Linked DNA regions of Homo sapiens: all the other regions are linked to region 7. Evidence: chromatin loops called from intact Hi-C (ENCODE). Cell type or tissue: heart left ventricle. All regions are shown on one strand.

Region 1 (4,000 bases), 140 kb after region 7:
AGGTAATGATTTTTCTCCACAGCTGATGTATTTCTATAAATAAAGTTTGACATTTCATAAGCTTTGAAGCTCATATTTTGTTGTTACGTTACATTTGACCTCATGTTCATAAGAGATACAATTCAGCATTGCCTCTCATTTTCACATGAGTGGGAAGACTCACCGTCACCCTCACCAAACCTCTCAGAGCAGCGCACGTGTCTGGAGGGTGAGTCCCTTCTGCACAGTAACTGCTCTGTCAGTGGGGACTGTGGGAACTGTCACTCGTTAGTTTATTTAACAGCTCCTGTTTTTCATTCTCTTCACTTCTATTCCCCCAGATTGCTGTGAAATAATTAATGCCACTCACCCCACCAAAATAACCACTTTTAATACCAGTAAGCTGATTTTACTACCAGACGAATTTATCAGGAATAAAAATAGCATTTAATAATGGTTTTAAGCCTTTTCTAACTTAATTAGGGCATTTAAAATTCTGAGCCATAAGAAAATTACTCTCACACAGTGGGTAGACAACATGATGTGTTAAGAGTCAAGTTTAACTCTACAAGCTTAATTACCAATTAGCTGAAAACTAACATGTTAAGGAGTTTAAAACATTTGTTTCCCTACCACATTAGTATTAGTCAGATGTTTAGGGCTAAATGTTAGGGATTTTTATATGGAGATTTTATGTGAGATTATTCATCTACCTACAGAAATATTTAATTCAGATATTTTCTTTGAAATCAATGTTGATCATTCTAGTTTTCTTTGTAGTTATATTCTGACACTGGACAGACATCAGATGGGGCCATACCATCATTTATGTAATTCTGCGGCATGAAATAACTTTAGCTTTTAAATCACTTATCTGGGACAGATTACTCATGCTGTAATCCCAGCACTTTGGGAGGCCGAGGCAGACTTAATCTAGGAGTTTGAGACCAGCCTGGCCGACATGGTGAAACCCCATCTCTACTAAAATTCACAAATTAGCCAGGCATGATGGTGCATGCCTTTAGTCCCAGCTGCTCAGGAGGCTGAGGTGGGAGGATCACTTGAACCCAGGAGGCAGAGGTTGCAGTGAGCTGAGATCACACCACTACACTCCAGTCTGGGTGACAGACTGAGACCCTGTCTCAAAAAATAAATAAATAAATAGATCGTTTATCTTGTATTAGAAAAAAAAACAAAACAAAATAAATTCTATCTTTGTGAATAGAAACAGCTATTTCATTATTTAGCTAAATATAACTGGGATGGTACGAATTTTAAGCTGTTTTCCTAAAACTAAGCCCTGTCTTTATTGTTAAACGTTAGAATTCTCCATAGCCAAAATTTTTTGTCCAACATATATCGTAATATGTGTTTATTCTTTTAAAATACCAACTACACTTGATTTTTCATGTTCTTTCCTAAAAAGTGCATGTCGCATATCAAACTATATTATCTCAAGTACTTTGAGTCCAGTTTTACCAAGTGATGCATCATGTAACATTTTAGAGGAGGAGCTGAGAAACACATGTTTCTGTATAGTCTGAAAGCTGAGAATGGTTTTTACATTTTTAATTTATTGGAAAAATAAAAAATAATATCTTGTGATATGAAAGTCATATGAACTTCAAATTTTGCTCTCCATAAATGAAGTGTTTTTGGAGAACAACCACCTCCATTAAATACTATCAATGACTGCTTTCTCACTACAGTGGCAAAGTTGAGTAGGGTAGTTGCGACAGAAACTAAGCCTAAGCCTAGCAGCCTACAATGTTTACTGTCTGGCTCTGTACAGAACAAATTTGCCAACACTTCCAAAAGTGGATTGGGTAAAAGTCCTTAGGGTATTTTGATACAGTGATTTTCAAAGTCACCTTTGCCAACCTAAATTATGACTTTCTCTTTCTTTCTTTTCTCTTTTTCCTTTCTTTCTTTTCTTCCTTCCTTTCCTTTAAAATGTACTCACTGCATTTTGAGTTTTGATACATAAGAATGGGATTCTAATCGTTAACCTGGAGGAAGGAGGAGACTGTTATCGTTGCCTGAGCACTCCTCTGCTGGAAAAAGCAATGAGCCTGAATATGGTTCTACTAATTGTTACGGTCAGAAACCTAAAGAAACAAGAGGTGGAAACTAAAAGAGGAAAAAGCCAGTGGAAATTAACGTTTGCTCTGATTTTAATAGCGCCCGTGAGGCAAGCATGCTACGTCAGTGGGAAGTGGTGACAATCCACCTGAGCTGTGTGCTATAACTCAATAACATTTGTAACTAATTTAACCTCACATATATTTAGTGTTTATGTATAACCATGGTTGTGCTGCTTGGTAATGAGGCATTAAAAATGAGCCAGTCCAAGAATTGAGTTTAAATAGTACTCCTTCTCTCAGCCAAATCAAGCATTTCTTGCTGAGGGGCTGAAGGGCTGGGTGGAGAGAAGGGAATTGGGTAGAGTTAGTGAGCAGCTCTGCATCGTCTCTGAAAACCCCTCATTTCCTCTCACCCTTTCCTAAGGCGAGGAGGAGGACTTTCTCTCAAACTGTAAAATCCAGGCTGTGCTAACCACACTCAGTTTAAAGGAAGGGATTATAAAAGTGCTTGAGGTGGAGACTAATCCCATGAAACCCTCTCCCACCTGAGGAATGGGAAAGATGCTCTGAAGCCTCTGGATTCCCACACCTTACTGTTGTTTATGCTATTCACCTCCTTCTTATACTCGTCACAACTTATAATTATACATTCATTAGCTTGATCCTTTTTTTTTTCTTTTTTTTTTTGAGACAGGGTTTCACTCCTGTCACCCAGGCTGGATTGCAGTGACGAACTGTTGACTCACTGCAGCCTCTGCCTCCTGGGCTCAAACAATTCTCCTGCCTCAGCCTCCTGAGTAGTTGGGACTACAGGCACGCACCAGCATGCCCGGCTCATTTTGTTGTTTTGTTTTTTTGCAGAGGTGGGGTTTTGCCATGTTGCTCAGGCTGGTCTTGAACTTCTGAGCTCAAACAATCCACTCACCTCAGCCTCCCAAAGTGCTGGGAATTCCTTTTTTAAAAGTACCTCTCTTCCTCTCCCTGAAATCTGAGCTCCAGGATAACAGGGCCCATGTGTCCTATGCAACATTGCGTTCTCAGCACCGACAGCAGAACCTGGCACACAGCAGGTACTCAAAATCCATTTTTGGTGAATGAATGAAAATAACCTTGATCTCCAGGACACAGATATCAGGTGCCCTTCTTACCCTACATGTCTTTCCCATATGTCCCTGTATTCCCCGAACTTGATTTTTATTTCCATGCACACAAAATGCCTCGGGGAAGGGGGCGCAGAGGGTAGAGTGGCTGCTCTTCCAGTCTTAGGTCTGTATGGAAGCACTTATGTTCTAAGGCAGTGAGGGCTGGCTTTGCTGGTCCAAGAAGAGGAGGATGCCTGAGGTGCTTGGACAACTCCAGATGCTTGTAGGGAGAGAGGGACCAGAGGCAGGAGAGACTGGTCCTGAGAAGGAAGATCTCAGCATCCCAGCTCCTGGATCTTTCACCTCTTGTTCAGACCCTAGATGTCTCCCCAGCTTTTATCAGAGGATCCTTTATCCTATCTGCAATTCCCTCCTTAAAGATTCGTATGCCCTTAAAAAAAAGAAAGAAAGAAAGAAAAAAAAAAACAACTGTATAGAAGAGCTTAGTGCAGAAGAGAGGAGGAGGAAAATGTGAGGGCCCCTAGTTATTCACCTGGCTATGATAGGAGAGAAACCTGGTTCAGTTAAGCTGCCTGAGGTGGGAACATCCCTCATATGTGTACAGTGTTTTATGATTTTTTTCCCAAGCATGCTCATAAATCAATTGTTACATGAGCTAATAGTCAGAGGCTGTGGTGTACAATGATGTTAGCACATGGACTGGGGTCACACCAGAAAAGGGAAGCCTTGGGTAGGGATAGGGTCCGTTTGAGCTGAGCAGAGAAATTCTTGAAAGCCAGAGAGCCACTTTCCCCCAACTGCTACAGGCCCCCACTCTCCAACACCTACTGACCC
Region 2 (4,000 bases), 270 kb after region 7:
GCCACTGCACCTGGCCTAGTTGGATATTTGAAATTAGATTTATGCAGGAGTGTCTGGGTTATTATTGAGGTCTGATTCATCTCTTCAAAGAAAGGGGTCAGTGTCCCCAATGTCACTTTGGGCCATACATCATGAACGGAGTCACAAGTTATGGGGCTATTTCCCAGGTGTTTCTGAGAGAAGAGTACCAGGCCCAGAAGTGTTTTGCAGACCTGTCAGGGATCAGAGGACATCAGCAACAAGAATGCGGCCGAGTGGACCTTTCCGGGGGAGGCAAGGTGGGAGAGGAAGGGAGACCCGGGGACATAGAGGATCTTTCACAGCAGGTGCCAAGACTCTAGGTCCTCCTCCTACATTCTGGTGAATGATCATTGCCACCTGGCTGGAATTTGTGCAAAATTGGCTGCATTCTGGGAAAAGCACTTGTCAAATCCTCCCAGAAAAGAGCCTGGAGCCAACATGTCCCTCAGAAACTGTCCTTCTGCTGCCCCCCACCCCCCAACCCCAAATGCCTTCTGCCCCTGGACACCTGAGCAGTTCTTATGTCTTTGCATAGATTAGGAGGATATTCCAATTTATTCTGCATTAAAAGCCACTTTTCTTACATGCTTCTTCCTCTGAGTGACAGCTATGGCTTCAAGCAGTTCTCTTTTTAGCTAAAAAAGCTTATCAACTATGTGGCCACTGAACTCCATACACTCTTCAGAGTTGGTTAGTATTATGGACACTTCTTTAAGGAATCATCTGAATCTTTAAGCTGTAGGAATTGACCCATTAGTGGATCATGAGATTAATTTAGTGGGTCACATCCAGCACTTATGAAAGTAAAATAGAATCAAATAAAATAGGGGAGGAGGTATCAGAATGAGAAAGGTATTGCATGCGGTATGAGGATGTTTGTTTCACGAGCCTTCTGTTTCAGGGTGTGTATGGTGTGTGTATTCAGGGGTTAGGGTATGGGGGTAGAGGCAGCTGACTGGCTAGCAAAGCTGTACTCCTCTCCATAGTATCAGTGTGTCCCTAGGAAGGGGCTGCCCTTGTGTCTAGGTGGGCCGCTGGGTGACTTGCTTTCCCAGTGGAATGTGATTAAAAGTGACACTTTACTTCTTAGTCAAAGTGTCTCTGACATTGGTGGGAAAGTCCTAAAGGATGGAGCCTCAATGTGGCTGGGTCCCTGAATCACTGCATGGAGGAGAGTCACACACAAACCAGGAAGCCTCACTTTGATACTTATGTCTGTGAGAAATGGACTTCTCTTGTTTTAAGCAACTGACATTTTGGAACCTGTGTGTTATATAGCAGCAGACACAATCCTATTTAATATATCATGGAATATATTTTTAAGCCAGTCAAATTTCATCATAAAATGTATTTATTACTGTGGGGTCTGGTCAAAAAAGTTTGAAAAAAGTGCCTGCTCGGCTGGGCGTGGTGGCTCATGCCTATAATCCCAGCGCTTTGGGAGGCCAAGGTGGGTGGATCATGAGGTCAGGAGTTCAAGACCAGCCTGGCCAAGATGGTGAAACCCCATCTCTACTGAAAATACAGAAAAATTAGCCGGGTGTGGTGGTGGGCACCTGTAATCTCAGCTACTCGGGAAGCTGAGGTGGGAGAATTGCTTGAAACCCAGGAGGTGGAGGTTGCAGTGAGTTGAGATCGTGCCACTGCACTCCAGCCTGGGCAACAGAGCGAGAATCGTCTCAAAAAAAAAAAAAAAAAAAAAAAAGCCAGCTCTACCCCAGCCTCCTTATTTTTCAGATGGAGTGTCAGAGAGAGTGGGGCCTACCCACTGTCTCCTGGACGAGCTGGGACCAAACCCAGCCTACGCAGGAGGGGTCATAACATGAGGCCTGTATCTGCTTTGTTCCCATGGAATCCGGTAAAGTGGATCCCCAGTTCGACTCCAGCAGGCCCATCTCTCACCTGTCTGCCACGTCCACACTGCCACCAGGGACAGAGCTAACATCTGGCTCTGCTTCATGAGGCCTCCAGCCCCAGAGCAGCTCAGGGACAGGAAGGATGAACTCTGCCTGGCCTTGCTGAGCTAGTTCTCGGGGCTCCCACTGCAAGCTCTGTGGTTAACGCCTCTGCTGACAGCGGACAGGACAGACTTTCTCTGAAAGTCTGAGTTTCTCTGAATCTCTGAGGTGCAGGATTCTCAGAAACCCAGCGGCAGCCTTGCCACGCACCACCGCTGCGACACTGGGTGAGTCACACACATGCCCAGGAACATGCCTCCATATCTTGTGACAGGGTGAGTTTGGTCCCTGGTGCTGGTGCTGCACGGTAGATGGAAGCACAGCGGCTGCTGCGATCATGCAGAGCTTGTCACCTCCAGGAGTTAGAAGCCACCCAAATCCTGCCATTCAGGTGCTGGGGGAGGGAAAGTCCTGAGGGGCAGAGCTTCTGGGCTGTCTGCACACATGTGGCCACATCAGCCCAAGGCTTTGCCTTCCCCATCACCGGCCCCCATGGGGAGACTGGGAGGAGTTAATGCAGGTGACAGCCAGACCCAGGGCCTGGAGTTTGACAGGCTTAATACCCTTGCAACACCCCTGCGAGGTGGCCAAGCTAGGCATTTGCCCCAGCCCCACCCCCCAATATTAACGACGGGGAAATGGAGGCTCCTGGAGCTTGCTTGTCTTGCTCATAGTCCCCTCTTGATTGGCTGACAGCGGGATAGATGGACCCCTGGCACCTTGAGGGAGGAGTCAGGCAGGCAGGGCTCACGGCACTGGTGTCTGATGGACACTAACATCTCTGAATGAACTGGGGTTGGTTGACACTGGCTTCTATCTTTCCCCAACCTGTAAGCAGCCTGGGATTTGATCAGAGTTGATTATGACTCTTTCCCCAGGGGTGATGTTTGTGGGAGGGGCAACGTTTATGGGAATGAAAGCAAAGAATGACAAAGAGGTTTAGGAAAAACCTGGGACTGGCTGGTCCTCAAGATCTGGGGAGGAGGTGGTTTCTGCGCTCTCCCCCACCCCACCGTTCTGGGCTCCCAGAGTCATCTACTCATCTCCTCCTCCTCTACATATTCATATTCACCCCTCACACTCCAGTGGCCCAAGCTCAGTCCCTTCAAGGGAGGCTGGTCTAGTTGTGTCCCTCCCCAGGGGGAAAGGGAACTGGGGCTTCCTGAAGGGTCTCTGCCACATCCTTCCCATCTGAAATTATCTCATTCATTCACTGGGCATTGCCTTTCTCTCCCACTGGACTGCAAGCTCCCTGAGGACAGGCATCTTATCCATCTTGTTCACTGCATGTCTCCAGCCCCCAGCACAGTGTTTGGCACATGGTAGGCTCATAAATATGGGTAAATAAATAGCTAAGGCTCAGAGTCCCTCTTTTCAAGATAAGAAATGCAGAATCTGGACTTGGACATGAATATATTCAGCAGAATGCAGGGAGGTGTAGGACAAAGGCCTGGAGAACGTGTACAGTCCTAAGATGGGAGAGTTTACAAGAGATGGATCCTGCTAGTCAGAGTTATCAGGAAATAGCCACTGCTGCATAACGACCTTCCCCAAAACTCAGTAGCTTAAAACAATCATTTAGTTTGCTCACAATTTTGTACTTTGGGAAGGGTTTGGTGGGTATACCTTGTCTCTGCTCTGCACAGTGTCATTGAGGCCAAAGGATCCACTTCCGAGATGGTATTGTAAGCTGTTATTGACTGTTGGCTGCTCTCCACATTGCTGCTTGGGCTTCCTTGCAGCATGGTGGCCAGGTTCCAAGTGTGAATGTACCAAGAGACAAGAAGTAGTCCCATCTGATGCCGCATCATGTCCTCCATAGTCTACTGGTTGAGAAGTCACAGAGCCAAGATTCAAGGGCCTCTTCATGGGACCGGTGTCAAAGAGTTTTGGGGTGTGCTTAAAAAACATATCTAAGGTTTCCTGGGGGAGAGGAGTGAGCAGCTACACATACTGCAGGGTTTGGATGGGGCCTGTAAGCTCCCCAGAATGGCTGGAGTGCCTTAGTCTACCACCGGATG
Region 3 (4,000 bases), 260 kb after region 7:
CAGTTACCCCAGCCAAGAGATGTGGTGGTAAGGATTTATCCACACTTCTCTCCTGCTTCTCCTCTCCTGTCAACTGGCTCTGTGCATTTTGGGCAGGGAGAAGCACTCCTGGGCAGCGGGTCCCAGTGTTTGCGGCACAGTCTTCTGAGTGCAGAGGTGGATGTCCATGAGCTCTGAGCCAAATTTGATCCATCAACAGATTCCACGGCCCTGGCCACGTGGTGGGTTCCTGTGCAGCCAAGTGACCTGAAGAGGGTCACTGGGTAAGGCTGAAAATGCAGCTAGTTTGGGTGCGTAGGGGACAGCCCACTTGTGGACTGACTTGCTGAGCTGGAGGGGCTGCTTTTCAATGAAGTCACATTGTTATGCAGCGATTTTGTCTTTGAATATTTCTTCCTGGGCAGAGGGCACAACAACTGTGGTATATTTTTTCAGGGCTGCAGGTGCAGGTGTTTGCATGGTTGGGCAGCAAACCAAAAGGAAGTCTCCCCTGGCCAAGGAGTTGGAAACAGACATGCAACCACATCGTTACGGACTGTGTGGTGCTGCCATGACCTGCAACATGGGTGCCCGTCCACCCAGCCCACGGCAGCACAGCCCACCTTGGCCTGTGTCTGTGACACAGCAGAAAACACTTAATCCCAGGCTCGGGGCAGCACTTGGTGCTGCTGGTGGACCTGCTCTTGCACAGCGAACCAGCCTTTGTTCCAACCCTGAAATCATTCTGCTGTCTCCTGGTCTGGACCTTCTGTGGCTCCAGGTTTCTTTATGCCGATTGTATTTGGAAGCATCCCTTTTCCTGGCCTCTTCGGGGTGACAGCTGTGTTGAGACAGACAGACACACACCACACACACACACACACACACACACACACACACACACACACACACACACACAGCACAGCCATTCCCCGATCAGGCAATGATGCACCGCGCATCCCTTTCCCTGTTTGCACTGCCTTTGCTGTGGAGCCCGGGGTCCTCTGTTGGGCCCTGAGAGGTGGACAAGGGGTCTTGGCGTTTCCCTGGAGACTCACCACGTGGTGGTGGGCAGCATTTGGTTGGCTCCTCACAGGGCCTCTGCTGCGCTGCAGAAGGTGAGGATGCTGGGGGCCCTGGTGTGGCCTTATTCTGGGGCATGCTTCTGGGGTGCAGTAGGGTGGGTGGGGCTTGCATTCCTGGCCATGACTCTAAAGCCTTTAACTTAATTTCTCAAAGCCCCTTCGGAGAAAGCCTTCTGGGGTTGGGATGTGGGGCTGGGTGAAAAGGGTCTTAGACTCATGAAGAGCTGTGTGCGTTTGATCTTTCCAGCAGTTCAAGAAGTTTGCCAGACATGAAAGGCTGGACGAGCCTGGTGATTAGATCCCTGTTCAGCCGCCAATGAGAGACTTTTGTTTTGTTTTGTTTTTTGTTTCAGATTTTGTCTTCCCCCACCGCCACCCCACTTTTTAGCTCTGTTTCTTTCTCTCTCGTCTCTGTGCGTCCGCATGTCTCTCTTTGTATGTCTCTGTATCTCTGTGTGTCTCTACTTATCTCTTTGTCTCTGTCTTTAAATGTCTCTGTCTCAGTATCTCTAAGGCTTTGTCTCTATTTCTCTCCTCCTCTCTCTGATGCTATCTCTCTGTGTCTATCACTGTCTCTCTCTGTCTCTCCCTTTCTGTCTCCCTCTCTAGCGCTCTGTTTCCTCTGTCTCTGCCTCTTTCTGGCCCAGTCCAGAGCCCTTGGCATGAGGACACGGGTGAGTCAGGGCTGGCTGCAATTGGACACCTCAGGGATACCAGCCAGTCCTGGTCCCTCTAAAGGGGAGCGATATGTGTACTTTCGGGGTGGTAGGGGGTGCGGGTAGTAATCTGGCGGTACATTCTGTCCCGGCCCCTTATAGGGAATTTACTCTCAGTTGGACCCACCTCCACCCTTACCCCCACCAGAGGGCTGTTCCTGGCAAAGCAGAGCAGCTTCACCATCAGGCACAGGACATGCCAGTTTCGAGAGACGTTTAGGATTTATGTGCAACCAATGAATAAGGCAAGTATTACATGGGACATTTGACTAGTTTATCTTGATCACTAAATGTCTAGGTGGTCACAAGACAACCTGACAGACGTTACTGGGAGAACTTGATATTTGGAGGTCACTTATATTTGAGCAAGGGTAGCATTCATGTTCACCTGCGCATTTGAGGGGCATGGGGACTGGTGTGCCCAGAGCCTGGAGGGCCCCCACGTGGCAGCCAAGGGAGGCTGAGGAGCCAGGTCAGTTTCCACAGCACTGGCTCCTCCTGGTCAGGGCAGACCTCTGCTGTCATAGCCTGAGCACCAAGGTGTGGCCCAGGAGAGGATCCATGGCTCTCTTGCCATCTGGCCCTGCTCCTAGGTGCTCACAAAAGTAATGACAGCAGAGGGGATGGGGCACATCCTGGGCACAGCGTGGGGGCTGATCCTCCCAGCCCAAGGCTCAGCAACCACAAAGGGCTGGGTCAGAACAAGCATGCGGTGTGTCGTCGGGTGTGAGGTGGAGGAAATGGCCATCTGTGGCCTGTGGAACTCAGATGGGCAAAGAGAACCCATGAAAGGCACCTGAGTGGTGGGTGACATGAGCAAATAATGTCTCTGTAGAAAGGCAAACCCGGCAGCTCTGCACTGGGTGCATAGAATTAGAGGCATGACAGGCCCTGGAAAAGAGACTGATCTATGAAATGCAGCCTCCAAGCGCAGATCTGATCTGAGAGGATCCGCAACTCCATGACCCTGCAGCTTGGTAGTGTGTGCACCTGTGTGTGTGTGCATGTGCATGTGTGTGCATGCGTGTGTATGCATGTTTGTGTGTGTGCATGCATGTGTTTGTGTGTGTGCATGCATGTGCGCATGTGTGTTCTGACTTGTGTCTTCCACTAAACTTCCATCTTTGACCACTCCCCTTCCCTCCCTGCTCCTTCCTGCAAATCCACTCCTGGGAGACCCTGAAGAAAGGGTGGGCAAATAACATGGAGCTAAATCTTTCAAAGCTGGGGGAGGGAATGGGGTCAGAAGACTGGTGCCAATCAACCTTCTTTCCCCCACCCATGAAAGTGACCAATTAAGAGATTCAGCAAATCCCACAGGTGCTTGTTCATGCATCAGCCGTGTTCACAACAGCCCATAAACTCCTCAATTGTTCAGACCAGCTATGGTACATCCACACACCGGCATGCCACTAGTGATGAAAAGGAGCTGTTTTCATAGCAGTTGAGGACCCTGCGGGACTCTATTCCTGAGCAGTTCTGCAACCGGCTAAAGGCTCCTGGCAATAGAACACACATCAGTGGTTGCCTTGGGGGAGGCCAGGACTTGGGGGGACCTGAGAGAGTTTTCTGGGATGATGGAATATTCTGTATCTTGACGGTGTGGTGTTTACACAGGTGACAACATCTGTCAGAAATCAATGGGTTGAGCCTTTAATATCTACCTTATTGTATGTAAATTCTAATTCAAGAAAATAAAATAGGCTGCCAATTCAGAAAAAGAAAGAAAAAAGAGGGAGCAGGAGGCATAGGATGTGGCCTGACTTCTCGAGGGTCCCTTGGGGTAAATACAGACACCCACCAGACCCACATCAGGCCTAGCGAACGCGGAGCCGCTGCCTGAAGGGGTGGGCTCCTTACCTTGAGCCCCTGCGTGCCTCACTGGCTCACCCCGTCCAGCCCTGCTGTGGGCTCCACGGACAGAGCTTCCCAGGCGTTAAGAGAGGCATGCATCCCGATTTTCATGTGCAATCTCTGTTTTTTAATATTGGCTGCAAACACCTAAATTTCAAAACATGAAGTGGTCCTCAAAGACCACATCAGGCCCTCTTGCCACTTTACCCCCTTATCCTTAAAAGTTTTGTCCTCGAGAGTGTTTCAGATGGCCTCAGAGCTGCTGGAGGTTCCCTTGTGTTTTGAGCACACCACAAATTCCTGATGTTCTTTGATTCAACTGACCAAGTGAGCAGGCTGGGGCCAGGTCAGGAAGAGGCCATCTTG
Region 4 (4,000 bases), 61 kb after region 7:
ATATGTGTTTTTAAAAGATTGTTCTAAAATGTTATTATCTGCTTAAAAAATATAACAGATATCCATCCATGTAATCAGTGTAGCTCTGTATCATTGTTTTAAGGGTTGCATGGTGTTTTTTGTAAGGTTATTCCATAATCTTTAAGCTATGTTTAGGTTGTTTCTATTTTTTTAGCATTATAAAATAATTTTCTAATTAAGGTCTCTTCTAGGTAGCTTGATTTGTGCAAATAACTTAATCACCCTTTGGATCCTTGCTTACTTCTGTGAAAGGTGGAGTTGAGCTTGATGATCTCTTGGGTATTATGTTTAAGGTCACTTTTTATTACATATGGTTTCATGCCTTCAACTCATAGCTTTCCCTGGGAGAAGTGGAATAGGCAATGGTTAAGGGCATGACTGTTGTAATCACAGTGCAGGGATCCAAATTCTCTTTATTGCACTTACTAGCTGTGTGACCTTGGGAAAATTGTATAACCTTATTGAGCCTCAGCTGCCTGATCTGTATATGGAGATGATAATACTAACATTATAATGATGTTGTAAGGATTCAGTGAAGTGTAATGCACATAAAGTGCTTAGCATGATGCCTTACATACATACTAAACACTCAATACAGGTTAGTCAATCTTTTTATTATTAGGATTTCCACTTCTAACGTGCCAGAAGCCTACCCATTTTTCAATGGGGAGCCAGATGACTCTCCATCTTTCCAGGTGGTCAGGCCAAGAACATTGGAGTCATCGTTGACACCTGTTACTAGGCTGAACTGTGCCCCCTCAAAATTCATCTGTTGAAGTTTTAACCCTTAGTGCCTCAGACTGTAACTGTACTTAGAGATAGGGCCTTTAAAGAGGTAATTAACATTAAATGAGGTCATTGGGATGGGCTCTAATCTAATATGTGTCCTCATAAGGGAGATTAGCACAGGCACACAGAGATAAACAGACCATGTGAAGACACAGAGAGGAGATGGCCATTGGCAAGCCAAGGAGAGAGGCCTGGGAAGAAACCTGGAGCACCTTAATCTTGGACTTGCAGCACCAGAACTGTAAGAAAATAAAGTCATGTTTTTATTTTTTGAGGACTTTAGTTAATAAAAATGTATTGTACTCCGGGTTTTTTTTTTTTTTATTTGAGACAGAGTCTCCTTCTGTCGCCCAGGCTGGAGTGCAGTGGCGTGATCTTGGGTCACTGGAACCTCCACCTCCTGGGTTCAAGCAATTCTCCTACCTCAGCCTCCCGAGTAGCTGGGATTACAGTCGCCTGCCACCACACCCGGGTAATTTTTGTACTTTTAGTAGAGACGGGGTTTCACCATGTTGGCCAGGCTGGTCTCGAACTCCTGACCTCAGGTGATCCACCCACCTGGGCCTCCCAGAGTGCTGGGATTACAGGTGTGAGCCACTGTGCCCAGCCTATTCCAGATTTTTTTAAAGCACACATTGCTGTGTGCTTCCCAGTTCCCTCTGCCTGGAACACTCTTCCTGCAGATAGCTGTGGTGCTCAACCTCACGTATTTCAGATCTTTACTCAAAAATCATCTTCTCAGCAAGGCTTTACCCTATCACCTGTTTAAAATCACAGACACAAACACATACACACACACACACACACACACATACACACACATGCACACACAGCACTTGTCTTCTCTTTCTGGCTTTTCTCCGTAGTATTTATATTATATATCTTACATGCCATGTATTTTACTTGTATTTTGAAATATTGTGTTGGTTTTTTATTATAAGTGCCCTGAAGGGTGAAGTTTTTTTCTGCTTTGTTCCTTGTATATCCACAGCACCTAGAACATTGCCTGGTACATGTTCAGCACTCTATAAACATGTTTGGAATGAATGGATGTGTTTTTTGGCTTCCTTCCAGTCTCCTACTCTCAGTTTGTGCTCCTATAGCACCACCTCTCTTGTGACTTTTGATATATTCTGGATTTACTATAGTGTGTTGTCTGCCCCCACCCCAGACTGCAAAGTCCTTGATCAGAAACAATTCCTCATATTCCTTCTACTGTCCAGTGGCATACTCTATATAGGAAGTGCTCAATAAACAGTCTAATGAATATGTTAACATCAGCAGTCATCGGTCATATAGCCACTCTGTTTCCATTTCTTTCCCACACACAGCAAATTTGTAGACCCTGGGGTCATGGTTCCACTTTATGAATGAAGTAGAGACCTTTCTGACCCAAGCGCCATTTACCCATCGCTTCCTTTTATCTTCTGCAGGTTTATTCACATCCTCTCTACCTTTCCCTCTTTTCACTTTCTCTTAGAGTTATGTCATACGTTTCACTACTTTTCTCTTTTCCACCATCACATCGGATCCCTTTGTTAGCCAACAGATGCCTGTTACTAAAAAGAACAAGAACAGTGGCGGTCCATAAACATTAATCACCAGAGAAACAGTGTAAATTTGTGAGAGCAACAGGCTTTGAGTCTAAGTCAAGAATCTTCCAGACTGAGGTAGCCTTTGTGGAAATAGAAAGACTTAAATTGAATATTGGAAATGGGAAGGATTTGGATAGAAGAGAAGAAGGGGAAAGGTGGTTTAAATAGCGGGAAATGAGAAGCAAAAAGGAGGCAGCGGAGAGCGCACCTTGTTCACCAGCTTTCCCAGTGCTTCATTGGGCCTAGCGGACGCTTCGGAATTCCACAGAAGAGAGTTTCCAGTCTTCGTTCTCCTTCAGTTACTATTGTTTTTCTTCATATACTAGATGGAGTAGGAGGATCAAAATGAAAGCTTTAAAAAATATTTTTAATTGAATTTAAATTGTTTTCTGTTTGGTTTAACTACTAGTATTTCAACAGTAATTTTCCCTTATGTTTAAGTTGTCTGCCTACATTATTTCAGTTACATTGTGGATTAAATAGGCTTTTCTGGGTTGGTCTGAGATTATAAGGACTATTTATATTACAGTTTTTATGGGAGAATGAATTCAGGGTTGTAAACAACCGACCTATGTAGAAACTTTTGGAATGCAACTTAATGGTTGACTGTTTTCTTGTAACTGTTTTAAATTTTGTTTTGTTTTTTCATTTTGCTTTTCTAGTCTATAAATGGAATATGGTGTGTCTTCTTTCCTTTGATTCCATTGTTGCTCTGTGTAGCTAATTAGAAAGTTTATAGAAGTTATAAGTCCTGTCATAAGTCATTTTACTTCAAATTTCTTATAATATTTTAAAATTATTAATAGTTTCTTTCCACCTTTTAAAAAGATAATCAGGGAGAGCTTTTCTTTTATATTAGTTTTCCCATATAAGAGTAAATGAATGAATATAAAATTAAAGTTTCATTCTTTTTTTTTTTTTTTTTTTTGAGACAGAGTTTTGCTCTGTTGCCCAGGCTGGAGTGCAGTGGCACGGTCATGGCTCACTGCAGCCTCGACCCCCTGGGCTCAGGTGATCCTCCCACCTCAGCCTCCCAAGTAGCTTGGACCACAGGCACATGCCACCACAACTGGCTAATTTTATTTTTTTTTTTTTAGAGACAGGGTCTCACTCAGGCTGGCCTCAAACTCCTGGCTTCAAGCGATCCTCCTACCACAGCCTCCCAAAGTGCTGGGATTATAGGCGCGAGCCACCGCATCCAGCTAAAGTTTTATTCTTATGAGTCATCATTATTTTGTGTGGGAGTGCAACATAAACTGCTAAAAGAGCAGTAAATAAAGATTTTGTTAAACTCTTACAGTTGTGAGATTGGACAACAGGAGATTTGAACTCCTCAGGAGAAGCGATGGTGCAGTTGTTCCTAGAACCACACTCAGAAAATGGGGCTGGAGGAATAATGATTCCTACTGCGACTGTCAGAAAGAAAGGCCCATCTGCAAAGCCTTTGGGTTGACACTTCCTACCTGTTTGGTGTTTTGCACTTTTGGAGAGTATTTCATCACATCCATGGGGTGGAAGTGTTTTAGAAACGGAATATCCTCTGCCTGCTTTTCAACAGTTTTGTCTCCATTTATTTTAGTATTCCAAATAATTAT
Region 5 (4,000 bases), 280 kb before region 7:
ATACCATCTTTATTTTCAGATAAAGAAACACACATATAACTCATTTTTTCTGGATTTTGATCAGAACTGTCTTTATTCTTTCCGCAGTAGACTCTAAGGCTAATGTAAAATTTTCTGAAGTAGAATTTGTAAGTAATATATATGTTGGAGAAGCAATATAGCAGAGTGAAACAAAAATTAATTTAGTCAGGAGATCTAGGTTTATGTCCCTTACAGGTAAGTGGTTACAAGCCACTTACTTGCCAGCCGTGTATCTCTGGGCAAACTGCTTTGAGAAGGAAATGAGATAACATCTGTGAATTCATTTTGTAAAGTATAAAGTGGTATATCAATATAAGTTAGTGTCCTGTTATTTGAATTTATTTTCAGATTTTTTTTCAAGTTTCTTTTTTGGCTTTACTATTTTAGCTGACTTATCTTGAAGATACTTTTAATTAAGAACGAATTGAAACATCAGGAAACTATGAAACATCATTAATTTAAAAATCATTGGTGAAGTGCCTGTTGACTACAAAAGGTAACTACAAAAAGCTGCAAAAGAGAAAGCTATTACACATATACCTGTCTGAAAGAAAACAAGACAAAAGAAAGCAACTGTTATCTTTTTGAAAAGCACAGTAATTTTATAGGAATTAATAAGAAAGTAGAGTTCCTGCTTTGTTAATTAGATGCTAGAAGTTACTGATTCTACACAGCTTTACTAGAGATGAAATCTAAATTGTCAAATCAACTAAAGCTGAGTTTATTGCTTTTCTCTATTCGTTTGTGCTTATACTTGCTATTTTGGGTTTGTAAATAATTCCTAATTCTTTCTTTTAATAGTGGTATTTCATGACAATGATGTGGAAGAAAAATTTAAAAACTATTTCTACAGTTTTTCCTTTCTAAAAATGTCTTACGTTGTTTTTCTAAATGACATTAAGCTGCGTATCTTGAACTATTAGGAACCTGATTAGATTTCCCCCCTACAGACAATTTACCAATCCCTTCTCAGTTCATTCAGAAATCCCAAACAGAATAAAACAAAACAAAATAAATTCTGAAATTCTTGTAGTTTTTTCTCCTTTTCAATTCCCCCTTGATTTGTGGATGAACTTTGGATATGTTTTTCTTTGATAAACAAGCTATATATACAGTATTGTCTCTGCATCACAGTGTTTGGATGTATTTTAATTTAGAAGTGTAACATCTGGCAGAAAACTGTGTCAGATTATAAGAGGTCATGATAATGCATTGATTCTCAACTGGGGAAGATTTTTGAGCCCTGGGGGCATTTAACAACGTTTAGAGATTGCTTGTCACAACTGAGGTGTATTCCTGGCATCTGATGGGCTGAAGGCCAGGAATACTACTGCACATCCTACAATGCAAAGAAAGCTTCCTACAACAAGGAACTATTTGGTCCAAAATTTGAATAGGGTGTGGTTAAGAAACCTTGTGACAGTGCCACAAGAATTGAGGAGGAAAATTATTGTTTGGGAAGAACCTGATTTCCATTGTTCAGTAAAGTAAGTCTTTTCAGGACCTCAGTTTCCTTGCTTGAAAATGAATGGTTGGAAAAGATCTCTGGTGTCTCTTCTAATTCTCATACCCTATACAAGAGTAAAACGGATACTTGGCGACAACAGTAGTTTGGTAAAGAGGAAAAGAGGCATTTGATATTATTAGGAAGTCTGACTTTGGCTTGGATCTTACAAACTGGCTGCCTGCTTAACTGGAATCGTAAATATAAAATTCATAGGATCACTTTAATAGCGTAATAACATCTTAAATTAAGGAGGCACCATCATGTCCTAGTTCTCAGCCAGCAGGTGGCGCTCAAAGCTAACAAAGTAAGCAATGTACTTCATTTTTACCACGGCTTGATTAGCAAGGGTTGTTAAATTCCTACTGTATTTATACATAATTATAATGTATATATAAAAATCCACAATCAATAGACAAACTTTGGTGAAACCGTGGCCAAAAATATAAATGAATGCTTAGGATAAGCAAAAGCTTAATTTTAAAGAAAGTACCATCGTAACTGTCAATAGCATCCTGAAAACAAACTGCATTAAAGAAGTAATTTTCTTAATCATACCTTCAAGTGAGTTGGTGAATTTTGAAATGAGAAATGTTGGAATAGTAAACGGGTGAGCTTCAAGACCATCATATACACAACTCTCATTGTTATTTATAGCAAACATATTCCTTGTTATATTTGGACAACCAAGTGACAAAGACAGCTAAAAGCTGGAAAAAATTATTATGTAACTCCTGGGATGTCAGCTTCTTTCACAGTATTATCTAATTCAATTACTATGTGAACATGAAAGCAAACTGAGATTTATATAAACTGACCAGGAAAAAGGCTATAATTTGTAGTTATCAAAGTTACGTTCACACCAATAGGAAGGAACGAATAAAGAGAATGCTAAAATTAAGAAAATATGACATGAAAATCAGAATCAAAACTTTAAGTAAATCCAAGAGTAGATTCTTGGGGAGTTGGGGGTGGGGAGGATGAAATTCAAGCAATAAACAATCCTGGCAAAACTAAGCAAGAAAAGGCAAGAAAGCAAAAGGATATATGAGACCTGAGAAATGGGTTATGACCACAGATTATAAAACAATGCTATGCATAAACTCTATAGAAATAAATTTGGAAATCAACGACATGACAAACTTGTAGAGAAATTTAAATTTTTACAAAACAATCTTGAGAAAAAACACCTAATGATACCTGGCTCAGTTTCCGTGGGAGTTTTTTCAACTTGTAAAGAAATAGATAACTTGGGTGTATGTTTGTGTCAGAGAGAGGTGCACATACACATCAGACACCAGAAATAAAGACAGAAAACACAGAAGAGGAGATTAAAAAATTCAAACACTTTTCTTCAATTTTCAAAGAGGAAAAAAGTATTTCTCAACGCATTTTACAAAGCTAACAGCATATAAGTAACAAAGCCTCATCAAGATGAGCCATCCCTGCCCTCAACACAAATGCAAAATTCCAGCAGTATATAAAGAATATAGTTTATATTGGAAATGCAAGAATACTTCACAGGATATTGTTACTTTAACTCACCACTGAAAAAGCATTTGACAAAATACAGCATTCATTTTTAAATTATCTAAATATCCAAGTAAAACAGAAATAGAGACATCTTATTTTCTATCAATCTAATTCTACCCTATCATTAAGCTTAAAGTGAAATACTAGAGTCATCTCCATTGAAATTAGGAATAAGGTAAGGGCACCTCCTTATTACTACTATGTATTTTTTTCCACTATGTATGACAAAGGTGAACATTAATACAGTCTTTATGAATCAATACAAATAAAAATAAAAAGGAAGTTTAAAAAGCTAATGATCGATCAACTTCATTGATGATTTTTAAAAGTGCACATCAACATAGTAAAATATTTTCCAGCTATTAGGTTGACAATTCAAAAAATCCTAATACCTTTCATTGGAAAGGGTGTGGAAAAGAGATCACTCTACACACCATCAGTGGGAAAATACTGATACATTCTTTACACCAAGAGTAGCTTGGAAAAGATGTATCATAATTTGATAGGCGAGGATACTCATCACTATACTAATGAGGGGTGTAACTTAAAATTGTTACCAAAGGGGTAAAGCGCTTTCACCCAGCAATTCCACTTACAGCAATTCATCTCAAGGAATTAATAATACAAGCATGCCAAGATATTTACACAAGGATATTCATAGCATTTTTTTTTTTTTGAGACTGAGCCTCCCCTCTTTGTTGCCTAGGCTGGAGTGCAGTGGCATGATCTCAGCTCACTGCAACCTGCCTCACAGGTTCAAGTGATTCTCCTGCCTCAGCCTCCCGAGTAGCTGGGATTACAAGTGCGCACCACCACGCCTGGCAAATTTTTCTGTTTTTAGTAGCGATGGGGTTTCGCCGTATTAGCCAGGCTGGTCTCGAACTCCTGACCTCAAGTGATCCACCCGCCTCAGCCTCCTAAAGAGATTGATTACAGGCGTGA
Region 6 (4,000 bases), 120 kb before region 7:
GGGGCTAGGACACTGAAGGGGTGAGTAAAACTGGATCATAAGCAGGGAGTCTATTGTCTTCCTTATCGGGGCTTGCAAAGCCATTCATTTTGGTACCCTTAAGGAGACAATAGGGCTAATTTGTACATCTACTTTGCATTTGTTTGAAATATATTTACATTTGGCTGTGAGAATCTGTTTTTGTGTGTCTGTTATCTGTTAAGTTTTGAGCACTCAAGATGGGAAACACTGTCTCTGTTCCTGCCCATCGCCCCCTAGGGAGAATTCTGGCAGATTGGAAACAATATGGTTATCCACCCATGACTAAAAAGAAATTAATCTTTTACTGTAACATAGCTTGGCCAATGTATGTTTTAGAGTCTGAAGAAAGGTGGCCAGTTTGTGGGACCTTGAACTTTCACACCATCTCTCAGTTAGAACTATTCTGCCAACGGTTGGGAAAATGGGGGGAAATGCCATATGTCCTGGCATCCATGTTACTGTATGATTAGGATGTTAAGAAAGAAGGGAATAAGTTAATGGTACAATACACTGCTAAGGTTTGTCCTGACTCCTAAGGGGAGGAAGAAAGGACTCAGAAACCCAACAGTTAATAAATGCTCTTAACCCCTATAGTAGCTACTGCTCCAGTGCTAAGGCAAGGAAAGGAAGAGTTACTGCCCCCAGAATATAAGGAAGCCGCAGAGTTAGTGTCTCCCTCTCGAACTAGGCAAGGTACTAATTTGGGGAGGTCACTGACCCTGGAGCAGGGCAATTTCCACTATGACAATACCCAGTAGGGGTTAATCAGCAAGGAGCTCTGGCTGGATATTATTGGGCCTACAATCCTTTTTCCACATCCAACTTGTTAAATTGGAAAAACATCCTTCATATAGACAGGATCCCCAGAAAATGACTGAATTATATACTACTATATTTGCTACTCATTGTAGCACATGGGCAGGTGTGTAAGCCCTCCTGAATATTATGCTCACTGCAGATGAGTGGCAGCTAGTTTTAGACAAAGCAAAAGAGGAAGTGCAACACCTTTATGATGAGGACCTAGATGATACTCCAGATTCTGATAGGGCAATCCTCTCTATGGACCCAAGTTGGTACCCTAATGAGGCCAATGCGGCTGGCATGGTTCACTTGGAACACTACAGGAGATACATATTAAAAGGCATGAAATCAGCTGGGCATGGTGGCTCATGCCTGTAACCCCAGCACTTTGGGAGGCCAAGGCGGGTGGATCACCTGAGGTCAGGAGTTCGAGATCAGCCTAACCAACATGGAGAAACCTTGTTTCTATTAAAAATACAAAATTAGCTGGGCGTGGTGGTGCATGCCTGTAATCCCAGCTATTCGGGAGGCTGAGGCAGGAGAATCACTTGAACCTGGAAGGCGGAGTTTGCAGTGAGCCGAGATCATGCCATTGCACTCCAGCCTGGGCAACAAGAGCAAAACTCCGTCTCAAACAAAAAAAAAAAGGCATGATATCTGGAATGCCTAAACCTAAGAGCTTAAACAATGTACAGCAGCTCCAATAAAAACCTAATGAGGAACCCTCTGAGTTCATGGAACATATTGTCAGGTGTTCAGAAAATATACAGACCCCTACAAGATCCTGAAAATGTCAATATGGTTAATATGACTTTCATAGGGCAAAGTACCCCTGATATCAGGAAAAAGTTCCAAAAGATAGAAGGGGCCTTTGGGACGAATGCCTCCCAATTGATTGATATTGCATTAAAGGTTTATAACAGCAGAGAAACCAGGGAAGTTAAAAACCTGTGACAGGCAACAATACTTCTAGCCACAGCAGGAGGAAATCCAAAAGGAAAGAGATTCCAAAAATGGAGAGGAAAAATAGAAAAGGATCAATGTGCTTGCTGCTGGGAAACAGGACATTGGGACAAGGTTGTCCAAAATTAAGCCAGAGTGAACCAAAATCACTGATGGGAGTTAAGCCTGGAAATGAATTTGAGGAAGATTGAAGGTGCCCAAGGCCCCCAACAGCTCCAACCCTATCTGATATTAAAATCTCCCCACAGGAGCCTGGGGTAAAATTGACAGTAAAGAAACAAAAAGTGGATTTCTTAGTCCACATTGGCACTCCTTATTCAGTGGTTAACACCCCAGTAACTGGACTTTCTAATACTTCTGTTAATGTGGTTGGGATAAGCAGAGAACTAAGATCGGAATGGTTCCTGTGTCCCCTCTCTTGTAAAGTGGGCAATGAATTAATACTCTTAAATTCCTTTATGTGCCAGAGTTCCCAGTCCCTTTACTTGGCAGAGACCTGCTATGTACCTGCTATGTAAGTCTGTAATCCCGAGAAACACCAGATGTGTCTCCCAAGTGCCTCTGGAACATGGGTTTCAGCTGCAGGCGCTCCTAACAGACTCAGAGGCTTCCAACTCTAAAACAGGGACTATTCCACAGGAAATCCTTGACAAGGTAAGCTCAGAGATTTGGGCTTCACATGGGCCCAGGAAGGCCATCAGTGTGGACCCAGTGAAAATTAAAATTAAGGAAGGAGCCTAGCCAGTCCAGAAGAAACAATACACTTTAAAAAGAGAAGCACTAGAAGGCATTCAACCAGTCTTTGTCCAGTTCTTGTAGTATGGCCTAATAGTACCCCATCATTCTCCTTACAACACTCCAATTTTGCTGGTGAAAAAGCCTCACTCACACAAATTTTAATTTGTACAAGATTTAAGGGCAATTAATGACATTGTAGAAGATGTACATCCCACTGTAGCTAACCCATGTACTGTGTTTATTTCTCTTCCTGGAGATCGTGAATGGTTTACAGTATTGGATTTAAAGGATGCTTTCTTTTGCATACCTGTACGCATAGAAAGTCAATTGCGGTGTGTCTTTGAATGGACAGATCCTGAAGCCGCAACTCAGTTTCAGTGTTATTGGATTGTGTTCCCACATGGGTTTAAAAACTCTCCAACTATATTCGGAGAAGTCTTGGCTCAAGACTCAAGAAGTTTACAATTGGAAAATGGGGTGTTGTTAGAATACATGGATGATTTACTAATATCTAGCCCCTGTGAATGGGGATGTCAAAATAATACCATTAAAACTCCAAATCACCTAGCAACCCATGGGTACAAGGTTTCAAGTAAAAAGGCTCAAATATGCAGAAAAACTGTGGGGTACTTAGGGTTTCTCTTGCAGAAGGGAACCAGAGCCTCGATGGTGGAAACATGAAATGCAATTGCCTCCATCACCACACCCTCTACTAGAAGACAGCTGAGAGGATTTCTGGGTATGGCAGGGTTTTGTTGCATTTGGATTCCTAACTATGGACTGCCAGCAAAGCCACTATATGAGCTGTTGAAAGGGGCTGACAATGATCCCTTCAACTGGGAAGTGAAACAAACACCAACATGCATTCAAACAACTGAATGTAAGTTAATTTCTGCACCAGTCTTGGGGCTTCCAAATCCTCACAAGCTCTTTCAACTGTACAATCATGAGAGACTGGGTCTGGCACTCAGGGTCCTCTCCCAAAAGTTAGGAGAAATATTACAGCCAGTAGCTTACTTTTCTAAGCAGCTGGTGACTGTGGCCAAAGGCTGCCCACCCCCTTGTTTAAGGGCAGTCTCTGCCACCAGCCTGCTGTTAAAGGAAGCTGAGAAGCTAACTTTGGGACAGCCTGTCACAGTCTATGTGCCTTGCCAAGTGCTGGTGCCACTGGAACAAAAGGGAGACTATTGGCTGACAGCAGCAAGTTAGGCAAATGCCAGGCCATTTTTAAATGACCCCACAGTGAAATTACAAACCACCAGAGCCCTGAACCCAGCTACTTTACTTCTTCCTACCAAAGAACCAAAACAACCTATGCATAATTGTTTATAAGTTATTGATCAAGTATTTTCCAGCCATCCTGATTTGAAGAATACAGCCACGCTGCATGTAGATTGGACATTTTTCATAGATGGGAGCAGCCTGGTAACCAATGGAAGAAAGAATGCTGTATATGCTATGGTGACCTCTTAAGAGG
Region 7 (4,000 bases):
GTGATGAAAAAATCTGAGTTTAGCTTATTATAAAAAGCCTGTTGGGAGCCAAGCATCGCACATGTCAGAGGAACATGCTGCTTCCCTTCACCATGTCTGAGATAGGGTACCTACAGTTGGGCTGTTTGTGGGATGAAGAAGTGCTTCTATAACATCAGCAGGCGTGTGACCAGTGGCTTGTGGGAGACAAGCACTTATGGGAATAAAAGGGAACCTGGCACAGGCCTTGGGCCTCTGGCATCATTAGTTACAGGTCTGCCAAGATGCTTTGGGAAACATTTTAATTTAAATGCCAAGTCTATTTCAACGAAGCTCCCTGGTATGACCTGTTGGGAGTCCAGAGTGAGATGGATAGGTGCTCACTTTGGAGGGCACTGGTGAATCAGCTGGTGCTTCTATAAAAAGCATACTGGGGGTTAAACATCACTAAGTCCCTACTCAGCCCAGGAAAATCACAGTGAGAGCCATGGGATCTATGGCTTTCATAGCATTTTACTAGTGACTCGTAAATGCAGGAAAGATTAGATACTAACACACAAAAGGCAGAGACACCTCTGGGTGTTTATTCAAAATATCAAACTTAGAGAACTTGAAGAATAAAGACCCCAGCATTCTTTTTTCCTCCCCCGAAGCATACTCACAGGCTACTATGACTATAAATTTAATAAAGCAGAGTTAAGAGCCTGATTTGAATTATTTCAATATTTTTCCTCCAAAACTATCACAAGACAGAAAAAATAAACATTTTGAAACACAACGAGAAAAAAGAAAGAAAAGAGCTGAGACTGAATAAAACACTAAGCATTGTCCTTCGATGTAAAAAACTATTTCTGTTAGTGTGTAGGCCCAGGTTGGAAAGAGATGTACAAAAACACGAATTCAGAGGATCGGAAGAATTAAAACGCCCCCAAGAATAACATGAAAGTATTTGATGTTGCTTCAGGGGCAAGGGCGAGTATGTATATGTACGTAAATCCATTTCCTCAGAGGCTCCTTGGCAGTCTGTTACAACACCACGCTAATGAAAGCCAGGTCTTTAAGTTCACCCCGCCTCTGGACTATTAGTTTCTCCTTTGCGCCCTGCGGGGACTGCATTCCTGGAAATGAAAGCACACGAGTTGGGGAAGGGCTGGGGTGCCAGAGAGGGTAGGAAGCTGGAGCCCACGGAGCCTGGGATGGAGAGGTGGGTGGGCCCAGGCCTGGGGCGTGGGGTGGCGGTGGAAGGTCTGGGGTCTCACCCTTCGGAGTTTTGAGTCTTGTCTGGCTCCAGGGAGGGAGATCCAGGGGAGATATTTACGAACGGAAGCCACACGATCAGCTTGGACTTTTAGGCCAGTCACTCCGCCTTAAGTGGGTGCGTGAGAACCAGAAGAGGGACTGGCTGTAGCGCTGCAAGTGAGATCCTGTCCCAAAAGATGAGCCTGACTTAGGCTGGGCCCCGCAGGCCGGCAGGGCCAGCCGGCATCCCTGGTAGGGGAATCGGGAAGGTCTCAATGATAAATCTGTGTGTGGAGACTCAGAGGGCACGAAATAGGCTCTGCTGATGTCCTCTGCCCCTCATAGCCTGCCAGCCACCCCAGCCTTCACCCCTGCCTCAGCATCCTTCCAACTAGTTGAATCAATCAGGAGCCCAAGGGAAAGGAATTGGTCCCAGTGTATGAAATGAGTCTGACCTACTGGGGAAGTCAGAGAGGAGTGTCCCGAACTGGGTGGGAAGGAAACGAGTTCCGTGCGCGGGGCTGGGGCAGGAGTGAGGCGCAGCGGCCGAGATCCTGAGCCCCGGGACCCTTGTTCCGGGCCCCGAGGCCTACTTGGTAGTTGCCCCTCGGGGTTCCGGGTGGGTGACTGACAGTTGCAGCAGCTCTGGGGAGGCGAAGGATAGGCAATGACTTGGGGCTCCCGTCCACTCGGCTTTGAGGTCCCCGCGGCCCGATGACCCGGCCTCGGTGACAGCAGCCGCGACGGCGGCAATCTCGACAGGGAGCTAGGCGGCTCATGGTGGGTCAGGGGGCGACCGAGGAGGGACCACGCGGCCTGTAGGGGGCAGCGCCGAGCTCGGGAGGAGACAGCAGCCGGCGGGTGGGGTGGGTCTGGGCTGCCCCCTCCGGGAGCTGCCCCGGGGCCGCACGGCGATTGTCATACCCGGCCGCCCCTGCCCGCCGTGGGCTTCCTCTCGGCGCCGCGGGCCTTAACGGGGCTCTGAGGGGACGTGACAGAGCTCGGCACGCGGCAGCCTCTGGGGAGTTAGGGTCCGGAGAGACCCACGCGTCGCCCCCCGCCCGCCCGGGGCCGGGAGATCCTCGGGAGCCGCCTCCGCGTGTCCAGAGAGTGTCGGGGCGGCCGCCACTTCCCCTCGCCCTTCGCCGGAGGTGGGCGCCTTTTCCTGCGTGGCGGGTGCTCCGACCCCAGTTGCTCTGAGCCCCGGGGAAGCGCGCCCCGAGCCCCTGACGTGGGCGCCCCGTTACCTCGGGGTGGGTGCCTGGGGCCCCTGAGGTGGGCGCGGGTTGCCCCGGGGTGGGCGCCCGGCCCGCGCGGGTTATTTTTGGCGCCCGCAGAGGCGCGTGTGTTGGGGCGTGTTTTCCTTCCCCAGGTGCCGAGAGCCGGGGCTCCGCCGGCGCCGGAGCTGACTCGTCTCTCTCTTCTTTCCCCTGCAGGAATCTTCCGATAATTCTGCCGCCGCGACTTTAACCGTGCGCAAGGCGAGAGCTCGAAACAAACATCACATCTAAATTAAAAAAAAAAAAAAGCGGAAGAAGCGGCCGAGGCGGCGGCGGGAGGAGAGGAGGAGGGGCCGCGCGCGGCGGCCCGAGGCGGCGGCGGGGACGCGGGGACGCGAGGACGCGGCTTTGTGCAGGCGGGTCGCGGGGCGCCCATGGCGGAGTGCGGCCGGGGGGGCGCCGCCGGCGGGGCCCTGCCCACCTCCCCGGGCCCGGCCCTCGGCGCCAAGGGCGCCCTGAAAGCCGGAGTGGGGGAAGGCGGTGGCGGGGGAGGTCGCCTCGGCCACGGGCGGGCGCGCTATGACAGCGGCGGGGTTTCCAACGGAGACTGCAGCCTCGGCGTGTCCGGGGACGAAGCCCGGGCTAGCCCTACCAGGGGACCCCGCGGCGTTGCGCTCGCCCCGACCCCCAGCGCGGTCGTCTGTACCCTCCCCCGGGAGAGCAAGCCGGGCGGCCTGCCCCGCCGGAGCAGCATCATCAAGGTAGGTGGGAGAAGGGCGCTCATCGCCCACCCTCAGCCGTCCTTGGATTCTATTTTCTCCCTGGGGGAGTGGTGGTGGAAGGAGGAAGCCCACTGCTAACAGGAACCACTGGAGCATGGGTGCTTGGGGTGGTTGAGCGGGGATTGGATGCAAATGGCATGTGGAAAGAATGGAGAGGTGATCCCTAATGTGCAGGGGGAGCTGTGCTCAGACATCCTCAGTTGAACTTGGGGCTGTCACCTCTTCCAGGATTGGTCTGGCATTAGGGCCTTGTACCTGCCGGGGTAGGGCATACTCTTATGTGTAGCCTAGTCTGGTTAACAGACTCCCTGTAAGATTTCTATTGTATCTTAAACACAGATAGGGATTATGTGAAATGTGAGAACATTTTCTTAAAAATCCCAGGCGGCGAACAGAGGGTGAACAGAGATTATTTAATAGGGTTCTTCTGATCCGTATACAGTTAGTTGGCTCTTACAAATGTTTACACTTCGAGGGTGCAAAATCTCCTAATATCCGGTCACTCAGTCACAAAGAAAAATAGAGTAGATTTCTGAACATAAATGCAGATTTCCGCTTTCTTAGGCTCAAAAGCTCAGAGATTACAGTTCCACACGATTTAATCTTTTTCCTTGCTGCAGTAGGCAGGCCTCGAGTACTGTGGAAGTTCTTTTGGGCAGTTTGCTTGGTTTTGCTTGCACAGTGTTAGCGGAAGAAAGCCAGCGATTGTTTTGAGCATTTTAAACTCAAGAAGTAATATTAGGAACTCCCGAGTTTGTGTTAGTTTCATTCTAATGTTAC

Evidence for each region. A loop is a pair of places that touch in the nucleus more often than their neighbours do. Peaks named below come from ENCODE experiments on the same cell type or tissue, not always from the same donor. Only the 100,000 strongest peaks of a DNase experiment are listed, where the experiment ranks them.
Region 1: a loop joins it to region 7, with 4 times the contacts of the local background. A loop is called at or near these places in 58 of 110 quality-filtered maps.
Region 2: it touches region 7 in a loop (2.0-fold over the local background); 17 of 110 quality-filtered maps call a loop at or near these places.
Region 3: a loop joins it to region 7, with 27 times the contacts of the local background. A loop is called at or near these places in 17 of 110 quality-filtered maps.
Region 4: a loop joins it to region 7, with 2.5 times the contacts of the local background. A loop is called at or near these places in 11 of 110 quality-filtered maps.
Region 5: a loop joins it to region 7, with 2.7 times the contacts of the local background. A loop is called at or near these places in 27 of 110 quality-filtered maps.
Region 6: a loop joins it to region 7, with 4 times the contacts of the local background. A loop is called at or near these places in 10 of 110 quality-filtered maps.

The regions. Positions count from the first base shown.
Region 1 is chr3:17,025,744-17,029,743 of GRCh38, forward strand. The region is part of intron 3 of PLCL2 (phospholipase C like 2); the gene reads left to right. Among named protein-coding and RNA genes, the nearest start is that of PLCL2-AS1, 27 kb to the right of the region's middle. In heart left ventricle, no CTCF peak of the experiment used is centred here; no DNase peak of the experiment used is centred here.
Region 2 is chr3:17,149,690-17,153,689 of GRCh38, forward strand. No RefSeq gene overlaps it. Among named protein-coding and RNA genes, the nearest start is that of PLCL2-AS1, 97 kb to the left of the region's middle. RefSeq lists enhancers at 1,736-1,815, 1,816-2,317, 1,856-1,915, 2,116-2,285 and a silencer at 3,672-3,843. In heart left ventricle, no CTCF peak of the experiment used is centred here; a DNase peak (open chromatin) is centred at 2,238.
Region 3 is chr3:17,139,067-17,143,066 of GRCh38, forward strand. No RefSeq gene overlaps it. Among named protein-coding and RNA genes, the nearest start is that of PLCL2-AS1, 86 kb to the left of the region's middle. In heart left ventricle, a CTCF peak has its summit at 2,228; DNase peaks (open chromatin) are centred at 1,746 and 2,253; H3K27ac peaks cover 1,028 bases.
Region 4 is chr3:16,943,641-16,947,640 of GRCh38, forward strand. The region is part of intron 1 of PLCL2 (phospholipase C like 2); the gene reads left to right. Among named protein-coding and RNA genes, the nearest start is that of MIR3714, 12 kb to the left of the region's middle. In heart left ventricle, a CTCF peak has its summit at 1,923; no DNase peak of the experiment used is centred here.
Region 5 is chr3:16,599,630-16,603,629 of GRCh38, forward strand. All of the region lies in intron 1 of DAZL (deleted in azoospermia like), which reads right to left. Among named protein-coding and RNA genes, the nearest start is that of DAZL, 3.8 kb to the right of the region's middle. In heart left ventricle, a CTCF peak has its summit at 1,809 (motif pointing right); a DNase peak (open chromatin) is centred at 1,802; H3K4me3 peaks cover 393 bases.
Region 6 is chr3:16,764,855-16,768,854 of GRCh38, forward strand. It overlaps PLCL2UT (PLCL2 upstream transcript), which reads left to right. Exons shown (of 6, transcript NR_199590.1): 4 at 1-20; 5 at 2,253-2,439. Among named protein-coding and RNA genes, the nearest start is that of PLCL2UT, 43 kb to the left of the region's middle. RefSeq lists an enhancer at 3,967-4,000. In heart left ventricle, a CTCF peak has its summit at 2,377; no DNase peak of the experiment used is centred here; H3K27ac peaks cover 528 bases.
Region 7 is chr3:16,882,168-16,886,167 of GRCh38, forward strand. PLCL2 (phospholipase C like 2) reads left to right here and starts at 2,788. Exons shown (of 6, transcript NM_001144382.2): 1 at 2,788-3,199. The coding sequence starts at 2,873. LOC105376972 (a long non-coding RNA gene) reads right to left here and starts at 2,175. Exons shown (of 3, transcript XR_002959616.2): 1 at 1,678-2,175; 2 at 1,239-1,403; 3 at 761-1,097. RefSeq lists enhancers at 932-1,640, 2,643-3,138, 3,139-3,638 and silencers at 1,941-2,610, 2,821-3,150. In heart left ventricle, CTCF peaks have their summits at 2,026 (motif pointing right) and 2,226; DNase peaks (open chromatin) are centred at 214, 2,044, 2,714 and 2,864; H3K4me3 peaks cover 2,755 bases; H3K27ac peaks cover 4,000 bases.